Linked DNA regions of Mus musculus: region 2 is linked to region 1. Evidence: chromatin contacts called from ENCODE Hi-C or POLR2A ChIA-PET data. All regions are on one chromosome and are shown on one strand. The core of a region is the stretch at or near the end of the contact, and the rest is flanking DNA. Distances in the headings are between cores, read along the strand shown.

Region 1 (5,355 bases), core at 1,323-3,822:
GGCCTTGAATTTGCTGGATAGCCTAGGCTGGTCTTGAACTCCTGATCCTCCAGCCTTCATCTCCCAAGTCCTGGGATTATAGACCTGCACCATTACGCCTAGGTACACGGGTGTACTCTGCATGGTCTTGAACCTATAGCCAGTGTCATAATTCTCTGGCTTAGACCTTCAGAATAGAAGACAAGGCTACCTGTTTATTTCATATTGAAATATGTTCAAGGATGTGTATATACAGGTGTTGTGTACACTCACAGAGTATGCACACACTATACATACTTGTACACAGTATCCAGACTCACACAGAGAATGCACTCATGTATATACAGACATACGTATATCTAGAGACACCGAGGAAGCAGGACAAAACCGGAACACATCCTAGGTTTCTGATACTTGCAGGGAAGACCAGGAAGTCTCCTTGCACAGCTGGATGGGTTTGGGCTAGCCCCCTCCTCTGCCTATCTCCCTCAGAGAGCCTGAGATGTCCTGCCACATGCTGTCCTTATTGCAGATGCCTGGGGCCCCACATGGATTCTAACTACACCAAAGATACTTTCTCACTTTGCTGTGAGGCCACTCCTACAGTGACCTCTTCCTTTCTCTGGCCTCTGAGCCCTTCCATTTCTGACGCGGTTCCTTCTCTTGCAGCATCACCCCAACAGCCATATGCATATATACCCCCAATATTTGCATCTTCTGTGCCCTGAGCTGTTCCATGGGCTCTTGTGACCCCAGAGCAGTTTGGTGACATTTACCCAAAGCATGCTTGCTTTCTTTGTTCCCACAGTTGTCTGCCCTGGTGGATTCCCAAGGTCTTATAGAGCAAAGGCCCAGCTTAGGCTCCACCCCACCCCACCAGTCAGGCTTTGCATAGTCTTCCAGTCAGTCTTGGCTATCCCTAGCATTGTCTGCAAGGTAATGAAGGAAAAGCATCAGCCCAGGCCCTGAAGCATTGCCGACCTTGAACTTCAGAAGGTCGAGGCACAGTTAGCCCCTTCCTGAGATTTCCTGTCTATGTAATAAGGAGCACGCCACAGGACTGGTAGGTAGGCTGTGGGACTAAAGTCTAGGTTTCTCATTAGACACTGGATGTGGGTGGCTGTATAAATCCTGTATGACAGAGAAAGGCCAGGAGTGGTCCACATCATCACAGCAGAACTTGGGGCACCCAGAATGATGAAGGCGTTGCAGAAGGAATTAAAGTCACTTCCCAAGGCAGGAGTTGGAGGTCAGTAAAGTAGCTGAGATCCCAGTTCCCCAGTGTAAAGACATCTGCCTAAGAGAACTATTGAGAAACAACAGGATCCCATGCAAGCAGAGACTGAAACTCCAGGCGTCTCCAAGACGCCTTCTACACACCAAGAGATCCATTTAACGACTGTACACATCTCCTATGTGACCTCAACCACTAAAGAAGAAAATGTAGATCCGGTTCTAGCTTTCAGGTGCTCTAGGCTTCAGGGAAGACAGATGTGCCAAGAATGTTAATGAGCTGAAGATGTGGTTCAGTGATACAGTACCAGCTCAGCATGTGCAAGGCTCTGGGTTCAAGCCCCAGTGCAAGCAAACAAATAAACAAACAAATACCACAGGGCTGGGAGATGGCTCAGTGGGTAAGAGCACTTGCTGCACAAACGTAAGAACCTGAGCTGGAATCCTGAACCCAAATCCCAGACAATCTGGGGCATAGCTGTAGGCACCTATAACCCCAGCAATTGTTAGGGGCAGAGGTAAGAGGGCTGACTGCTAGGGTTGGCTGGCTGCCAGCCTAGATCCAGGATCAGCAGGAGACTGTCTCAAAAGAATAAGGTAGTGGGAGACTGAGCATAAATTAGACACCTGACATAAATTAGAGTCCATGACTTCTGCATGTACTCAGAGACAGGTGTATCCTAACACACAACACACACACACACACACACACACACACACACAGCTAAAAATAACTGCGTGATAACTGCTATAAGATGTCGTCCATAAGAAGCAAGTCTAGACCTTCCTCTGCCCTAGCCTAACAAGGAGCTAGGATAGAAGGGACATGAATTGGGATGAGGGTGAGGTGAGGGCTGGGTGGGCTGGGCAGCCAAACATGGGTGGGGTTAGCCTGGACATCTTGTGAACTCCACTGTTCCAGGTACCTCTCTGGTCTCCTTGGCAACAGTTTGATATTCTCTGGACCTCAGCGGCTTCAGGCTGTGCCTACCTCAAGTCAGGAAGGGATGCTTTCCACTTCTAGACTGAGCTGCATGGTCTATGCTTGCCCCTGGTTTTGCCCAGCTCAGTAAGAGGGGGTGGGGGCGGGGGTAGGGGAGGAGCAGGGTGCAGCTGCTCACTGCCCTTCCCCCTCTCATGTCTCCTTGGCAGCAGCTGCCTGCTAAAGACTAGCCCAGGCCAGGAGCTGTTTGTCTCTGCTTGTCAGAGGCGTTTCCTGATGGGTCTCTATTTTGGTTTCTGTTTTTCTCTGTGCTAACAGAGAAAGAGACGGCTCCAACGTCATGGGGTTTTCCCAGCAATTAGCCTCGGAGCAAACAGACAGCAAATCGGGATTTAATGAGTTCCTTCCCGTCCTCCTCCATCCGCAGTGACCACTTGGTGAGCTGCCAGCCAGGGTTAGATCTGGACCCGGTCCCCATAGCCTCCTCCAATTGTGTAGGATGAGAGACCTTGAGAACAGGGGACCAGGCTGGCAGGCACTAGCTCATATTTAGTCATCATTGACCTTGAACCCACAAAGCCCTTCTTTCTTCACCTAGCAATCAATGCCCTTGTCCCTGCTTGGGGGAGAACAAGGGGCCAGCACCAGTGGTCCAGACCTGAGTTCCTCACTGTCCTTCTTCAACAAGGAGGAAACACAATTTGTATCCTCTTAAGTTCCCCTTGCCACCCAAACGACCTTTGTTCTAGAATCTTCCCCAGAGCCCTGACTGGGCAACTAGTGCAAGCTGGGAAATGTAACTGATAGCTTGGCTGCAAGGGACGGCTGCAGAATCTATCGAGGGAAGCCAGAGGCAATTGCCACGGTCCCACCCTATTCTAGGAACTGCCACACTTCCTCTATTCAATCCTTCCACACTCTCAAGAAAGCAAAAGAACACCAGATACAAGGACACTCTCCCAACAAAAGGGAAATGGAGCCTTTCCCAGGGCCAGTGATGCTTCCTTCTTCCCTCTTCAGCTTTCGGAACTCCCAGCGCACAGGCACGCGCTCCCACACAAGTATCATGCACAACCCTCAGGCTGCTGCCTGCCCAGACCTGGGCCTGGACCACTGTGGGAGGATGGATTCAGCCTGGTATCCGAGCCCGGGGTGACAGGCAACTTGAGGATGTTCTGTACAGACAAGAGAGCAGGGATTTGGTCCCCTGTGCCTGGAGCTGTCAGTGTTCCCCCACCACGGTAGAATGCAGCAGTCCAGAACAGAAAGGATGGTGTAGCCGGCTCTGATCTTGCCATTCAACCCTTAAGCTAGCACCTTCCCTTACCTCTAGGAAGAAGAAAGATGTTACCTGGGTTGGCAAGCCCAGGATGCAGTCGAAGCCCAGGCTGGACCAGTGACAGCTGATACTGATCACTCTACAGTTTCATCTGTCCTGGCTTGCCTCTGAGCTCCAGACCCCTGAGCTTCCTACTCTAGGGTGTCTCACCGGCATCTTAGACTTAACCCAGTCAAACCGGATCTTATCCTCAAACACCACAGCCGTCCATGCAGCTACTCCAGCAAGAAATATAGGGACTCTGGCTCCCCAATCCTGGCCACGAGCTGTGATGGATCTCAGATGTGCACCTAGACACCATCCATTTCTGGCACCCACTATCTCTTGCACAGTGATAGCACATCTGTCTTGTTCTTCTTCAGGCCACTTCCTTGATGGTCCTGAGTTTGCTTTTGTATGTATATATGTATGTATGTATGTATGTATGTATGTATGTATGTATGTATGGTATGTGTGCAGTGGTTGTATGTCTTGGGAGGACTAACATGTATGGAGGTCTGAGAAAGACTGGGAATCTTTCTCAATAGTTCCCCAGATTTGTGACTCTATGGGACTTCTGTGTGTGCATGTATGCATGTGTGTGTGATTGCGTGTATGTGTGTGTGGTTGTGTGTCTGTGTGTGTGTGTATTCCTTAGCTTTTCTTTGATTTCCTCTATTCTGGTTTGTTCATTATTGTATTGTGTTTTACCTCATTTTTTACGGATGCCTGTTTTTTTTCTAATGAGAGAGAGAGAGAGAGAGAGTAAGAGAGAGAGAGAGAGAGAGAGAGAGAGAGAGAGAGAGAATGGCCGGGTGGTGGTGGCACACGCCTTTAATCCCAGTACTCGGGAGGCAGAGGCAGGCAGATTTCTGAGTTCCAGGCCAGCCTGGTCTACAGAGTGAATTCCAGGACAGCCAGGGCTATACAGAGAAACCCTGTCTCCAAAACAAAACAAAACTGAATATAGTGTATGGAAAAAAAAATCTAGTATCAATACAAACAACAGTTCTTCACCATATTCATGGAGGCTGAATGTGGACATGGCTGGTCTAGCTAGCCAGCTTGCCCTGGGAAGCCCCTGTCTGTTTTTTGAGGAATACTGGAATTACAGGAGGGCCATCACACTCACTCAGTATTTATGTGGGTTCTTGAGACCCACACTCCAGTCCTTACACTGACAAGATAAGGCCTCCCTATCTATCCACTGAACTCCTCCAGAGTCCCTAAGAATTTTTTTTTAAAGAAGGAGCTCAGAACCAGCCATTGCCCAGCCTGAAGCCTCCAGAAATGTTCCCTTATGTTCCCTTATCCGTTTAGAATAGGACTGAAATCCTTGGGGCCCCATGTGCTCCAGCATCACCCTGTCCTCCTAACTCCATCCTTTCTGTCTCTGCAGACACATGAGCCTCCTTTCTGATGCTTTTGAGACAGGGTCTCATGTATCTCAGGATGGCCTTGAACTCTTGGTCCTCCTGTGTCACACAGCCATGCTTTGGGATTGAGTGTGGGTACGCACCACACACCCAGCAACCCTTTCAGACCAAACTAAATGAGCTAGCTAGCTGTGACCTGCCAAAACTACCCTTTCCATTCCCTGTGTCTTTCTAACCAGCCCCACCCTTAATCAACTGTCTTCCTTGCAGCTGCCTTGCTTACAACCTTCAGCCCCTGCTTAATTAACGGCTCTCAAGGAGGCCCTCTTGCATGGCTCAGCGAAGGTGAGAGAAAGCATCCCCTTACTGCAGCCCACTCTACCCATCCACAGCACTTAAAATCACCTGATACCATCTATTCTTTAGTTTTCCCAGCTCCCACTTAGACTACACGCACACCAGGGAGGGAACACCCTTGCCTTTGTGTCTCACACAGTGGCTGGCAT
Region 2 (4,787 bases), core at 1,096-3,595, 48 kb after region 1:
GGGAACAAAGTTCATCTTCAGAGGGTGGGTATCCTGCTTCCAAATGGCTTCTGGCCTCCTCTTCGGATGGCTCTTTTACAATGTGTGTGTGTGTGTGCTGTGCGCGCACACGTGCACACATATGTTTTAACACACACGATTTTTCTTCTTATTTTCACAAGAATAAATATAGGAGCCTGGGGTATGGCTGCCTGGGACTCTTCTCACTTTTGAGCATTTATCTCACCTTCTCTTAATAAGTCTTGGGGACGCCTTACTTAAAAAGACGGGGGCTGGAGAGATGCTTCTGCAGTTAGTGTGCTTGTTCCTGCAGAGGATCCAGGTTTAGTTCCCAGCACCCACATGGAGGCTCACAACTGTCTGTCACTTCAGTTCCAGGGGATCCCGTGCTCTCTTCTGACTTCCATGAGCACACGCTGTGTATACATATACCCAGGCAAACACTCAGACACATTTTTTTTTTTAAAGCTAAGTAAGTCTTAAAAAAAAAAAAAAAGCCAGGCAGTGGTGGTGCACACCTTAAAACCCAGCACTGGGACTCAGGAGGGCCTTCATGTGCTCAAGGCCATCCTTGGCTGCATAAGTTCCGTCTAACTTAGCCTGAGCTACAGAGGGAGGCACTGCCTCAACAATAAAAAAAAAAACAACCACTGTAAATTAGGGTTTAAACAAGTGAAGGCAGCCAGGCAATGATGGGGTGTGGGGAGAAGAGGAGGGGGCCAAAGGAAAAAGAGAGATGGCTCAGTGTTTAAAAGCACTGGCTGCTTTTTCCAGAGGACTTGGGCTCAATTTCCAGCACCCACATGGCAGCTCACAACTGTATGTAACTCAAGTTCTTTTTTTGTTTTGTTTTGTTGAGACAGTGTTTCTCTGTGTAGCCCTGGCTGTCCTAGAACTCACTCTGTAGACCAGATTGGCCTTGAACTCAGAAATCCTCCTGCCTCTGCCTCCCAAGTGCTGGGACTAAAGGCATGCACCACCACCACCTGGTCTGTAATTCTCCAATACCCTCACACAGACACACATCCAGGCTAAACACCAATAAACATAAAATAAAAGTAAATTAATTTTAAAAATAAGGGAAGAGGTAGAAGTGGGGTTTTTTGTTTTATTTTTTAATATTTATTTATTTATTTATTTATTTTAATGTTTTGCACCAATTCATCTGCCCCCGAGTGTTGGTTTGTTTGTTTTTAAGACGGGGGGGGGGGGGGGGGGGGGGAGGGTGTTTCATCTATCTCAAGTTGGCCTTGAACTTGTCATGTAACTAAAATATCTTTGAACTCCTGATTTTTCTACCCCTACCTCCAAAAGTGCACCAGCACATTCAACATTTCTTCTTTTCTTTTTAAAAGATTTATATATTTTTATACTACATATATGTGTTTTGCATTTGTGTAGAATGCATATCACATATGTGCCTTGTGCCTGAAAGAAGCCAGAAGAAGGCATTGGATTCCCCAGATTAGAACTCCAGGGAGTTGTGAGCTACCCTGTGGGGGCTGGGTCCCCAGCAAAAGCAGAAAATATTTTTTTTAAGATTTATTTATTTATTTTATGTATATGAGTACACTGTCACTATCTTCAGAAAAGGGCATCAGATCCCAATACAGATGGCCATGAGCCACCATGTAGTTGCTAAGAATTGAACTCAGGACCTCAGGAAGAGCAGTTGGTGCTCTTAAGAGCTGAGCCATCAGCTGGGCATGGTGGCGCAAGCCTTTAGTCCCAGCACTTGGGAGGCAGAGGCTGGCAGATTTCTGAGTTCAAGGCCAGCCTGGTCTACAGAGTGAGTTCCAGGACAGCCAGGGCTACACAGAGAAACCCTGTCTCGAGAAAAAAAAAAAAAAAAAAAAAAGAGCTGAGCCATCTCTCCAGCCCCGCAACAAATATTCTTAACCAATCTCTGGGCCCTCACACCAGCATTTCTCTTTTCAATAACTCTATGGTATTCCATATGGTAGCCCAAGGGACTAACCCTGACACACGATACACATAGGGTAGCATCCCATAGGATGGGGATAGGGGCTTCACATTTTTAGGACAACTCAGCCTCCCACAGAGAGCACCACAATTCACATTATAGATGGGCAATTAAGGGCCAGCGGGTGATTACAGATGGCTCCTAGCTCCTGTCTTATAAAAGCCAACTAATTTGAAAGTCAACAATAACTGAACTTCCTGGGTTGACATCAGCCGTCCTCAGGACCTCTTGGGGGTGAAGCCTGACTCCGGAATACCTTTACACAGAAATACCAGACCTTCCCAGGGCTGAAGTCATCTGTTTCCCAATAGCATTTCTCTCTCAAGTCAGACAGCACTGGGTGAGGCTGGAGACTTCGAGGGGCCAGGGTGTTTCTCCAGGACAGGCCTGGAGCCAGAGGTGTAGGGAGGAAGCCATGGGACATGGAGTGGCTCTGGGCTGGGCCCCGGGAAAGAGACTGCCCTGTCCTCCAGAGCTTTGTGGGAGGTCGGTTCATCGGTAGATCTTTCCATGCTGAGTCATAGCTTACAGACTGAGATCCTGCTGGGCGGGGTGGGGGGTGGGGGGTGTGGGGTGTGGGGGAGGGGAGGCCCAAAGTAGGGAGGTTCCTTCTCTCACTCACGTGTTCTCTCTGTCTCTTTCTCTCCACCTTCACCTCTGTACTAGATAAGACAATGGCATCTGCTTAAGGACATTGCCTTGGCAGCTCTTTGCCTGTTTAGTCAGTTGCTGCTGTATTTATCTCCACAGGTTCTCCTTAGTCCTGACTACTACAGAGCATCTTCTGGTCCTCCCGCCTGCACTTCCAGTGTGGTGGTGCCTGGCTCCTAATGAATTTCTTTGACAATTGATTCTATCTCTGTTTTCTCCCTTCTGGCTTTAAGTCATCCTCAAATCTAATCTCTGAACCATCAGAACCCTCATTAATAAACTACTCAACAGAAGCATAAAGAGACCTCAGTGACACTCTACCAGAGACTTGTCCCAGGCTAAACTTAAACAAACACAATTCTTTTGTTCCCCTAGGTATCTAAAGACAGTGCCTTTCGTAAACCAGGCTGGCCTCAAACTCACTATGGAGAGGACGATGATTTTAAAGGTCTGTTCCTCCTGACTCCACAAGAGCTGAGATTGCACGGGTGAACCGCCACGCCAGTTTGCAGGATGTTTTGGATGGAACGCAGGACGCTGTGCATGCTAGGGGTTTCGCGCATGCGTGGAGCATCTTTCATGATAGGATTAACTGAGCAACATCGCCAGCTCCTTCCTTCGTCAGAATGCTTCTGAAACATAGTTCAGCTGTGGCATGGCTTCGTTTTCCACACACTTCTCCAGAATAGGGTTCCTCAGGAGAGTATACTGCCTAGTGTGTGTGTCTGTGCACTGCATGTAGTGTTTGCACACAGGAAGACTCATCGGCACAGGCACTTGTGGAGACCAGAGCTTGACTTCGGGATGACTTTCTCCACCCTTATGTTCTGAGACAGGATCTCTCACTGAACCCTAAGCTTGCCATTTTGGCTACCTTGTCTGGCTAGTGAACCCCCTGGGATTTGCCTGTCTCTGCTTCACAAGCTCCCGGGGTTACAAACAGGTGACACTGCGGTACAACCAATTTATGTTTATCCCTGACTAGCTTACAAATGAGACTCAGGCTATGGTTCTTTTATTTGGCCTTGACAGTTACTGAAGGGTCTACTTTTCTATCTGCTGGTCTGGCTACCTCCCTAGCGGCGCTCCCCAAATACCTGCTGTTTCTCCCGGCCACGTGCTCACCGCTCACCGTACCTCTCCTCTCAAGGTGCCTTCTCCTCTCCCACCTCAAGGTTTCTCCTCTTCCCCTTGCTCCTCCACCCCACAACCAGGTCACTCAAAAAACCCACCTACCTCTAATCCCTCCAGTAATTGGCTGCAATCAATTTTATTTAACCAGTAGTTTTAAATCAAGGAATAAGGTTTGCACAACAAAAGCTTGTAACCTTGAGAGAATTCACTTGTGGGTCTAGACCTCTGGGTACAGAATTTAGCATTACAATACAGAGCAACAGATCTGACCTTAAAAAGACCCCACACCAGCTTTTATCTAAGTTCTGAGGATCCGAACTCAGAGCCTGAAGCCCCTGGTTTGCCTGACTGCTCTCAGAGTAACTTCCTCTGCAGCGCACATTTTACAGCGAAGCTTCAGTTACAGTAAAACCACCTGGCCTTGTTAACTCCATAAAAGACCTGCTAAAGATAAGATTAAGGGCTTACAGGCCAAAATAACTTTTCTGGCTTACTTTTATCTAATTCCTGGGGTGTCTGAGAGCCCCCTAATTCCTGCTAGCACCTTTATTTGGAGACTTTTGGACTATTGGACAGGGCGCCTTATTATCTGAGGTAGTCCAAACATACCCTAAGGCCCCTCCGGTTTTAAAGACCGACCGTGTCTCTTATGGCCAACTGTGACGTCATCACGGCTACTCCTAGCTAAAGTGAACTTTTTTTTTTTCAAGACAGGGTTTCTCTGTGTAGCCCTGGCTATCCTAGAACTCACTCTGTAGACCAGGCTGGCCTCAAACTCAGAAATCTGCCTGCCTCTGCCTCCCAAGTGCTGGGATCAAAGGCGTGCGCCACCACCGCACAGCCTAAGGTGAACCTTTTAAAGAAGAATGTAAAGCTCCAAGACTATACTTTCAGGGATCATTTCTATAGTTCGTTACTAGAGAAGTTTCTCTGACTGTGTAGAGCACCCGAAATCATGAGGAGGAGCTCTCCTGAGCGTGAAGCCCCCTCAACAGCTAAATGTTTTTCACAGAGGTTT

What was found. A loop is a pair of places that touch in the nucleus more often than their neighbours do. ChIA-PET counts read pairs that join two places held with the same protein, here RNA polymerase II (POLR2A).
Region 2: POLR2A ChIA-PET joins it to region 1 with 72 read pairs in embryonic stem cell. The contact joins two enhancer-like sites. A Hi-C loop is called at or near these places in 9 of 37 maps with a recorded cell type or tissue (adrenal gland, heart, left cerebral cortex and 1 more). POLR2A ChIA-PET finds 5 or more read pairs at or near these places in 5 of 5 experiments (Patski and embryonic stem cell).

What each region holds. Positions count from the first base shown.
Region 1 is chr11:106,672,413-106,677,767 of GRCm38, forward strand. The region is part of intron 13 of Pecam1 (platelet/endothelial cell adhesion molecule 1); the gene reads right to left. Among named protein-coding and RNA genes, the nearest start is that of Pecam1, 40 kb to the right of the region's middle. Within about 2 kb of position 2,573, at least 3 of the 3 ENCODE cell types and tissues checked have a DNase peak (open chromatin) inside an H3K27ac peak, as active enhancers do; they include heart, where a contact is called at or near this core.
Region 2 is chr11:106,720,611-106,725,397 of GRCm38, forward strand. It overlaps the pseudogene Gm51950. Among named protein-coding and RNA genes, the nearest start is that of Pecam1, 7.7 kb to the left of the region's middle. Within about 2 kb of position 2,346, at least 1 of the 3 ENCODE cell types and tissues checked has a DNase peak (open chromatin) inside an H3K27ac peak, as active enhancers do; it is heart, where a contact is called at or near this core.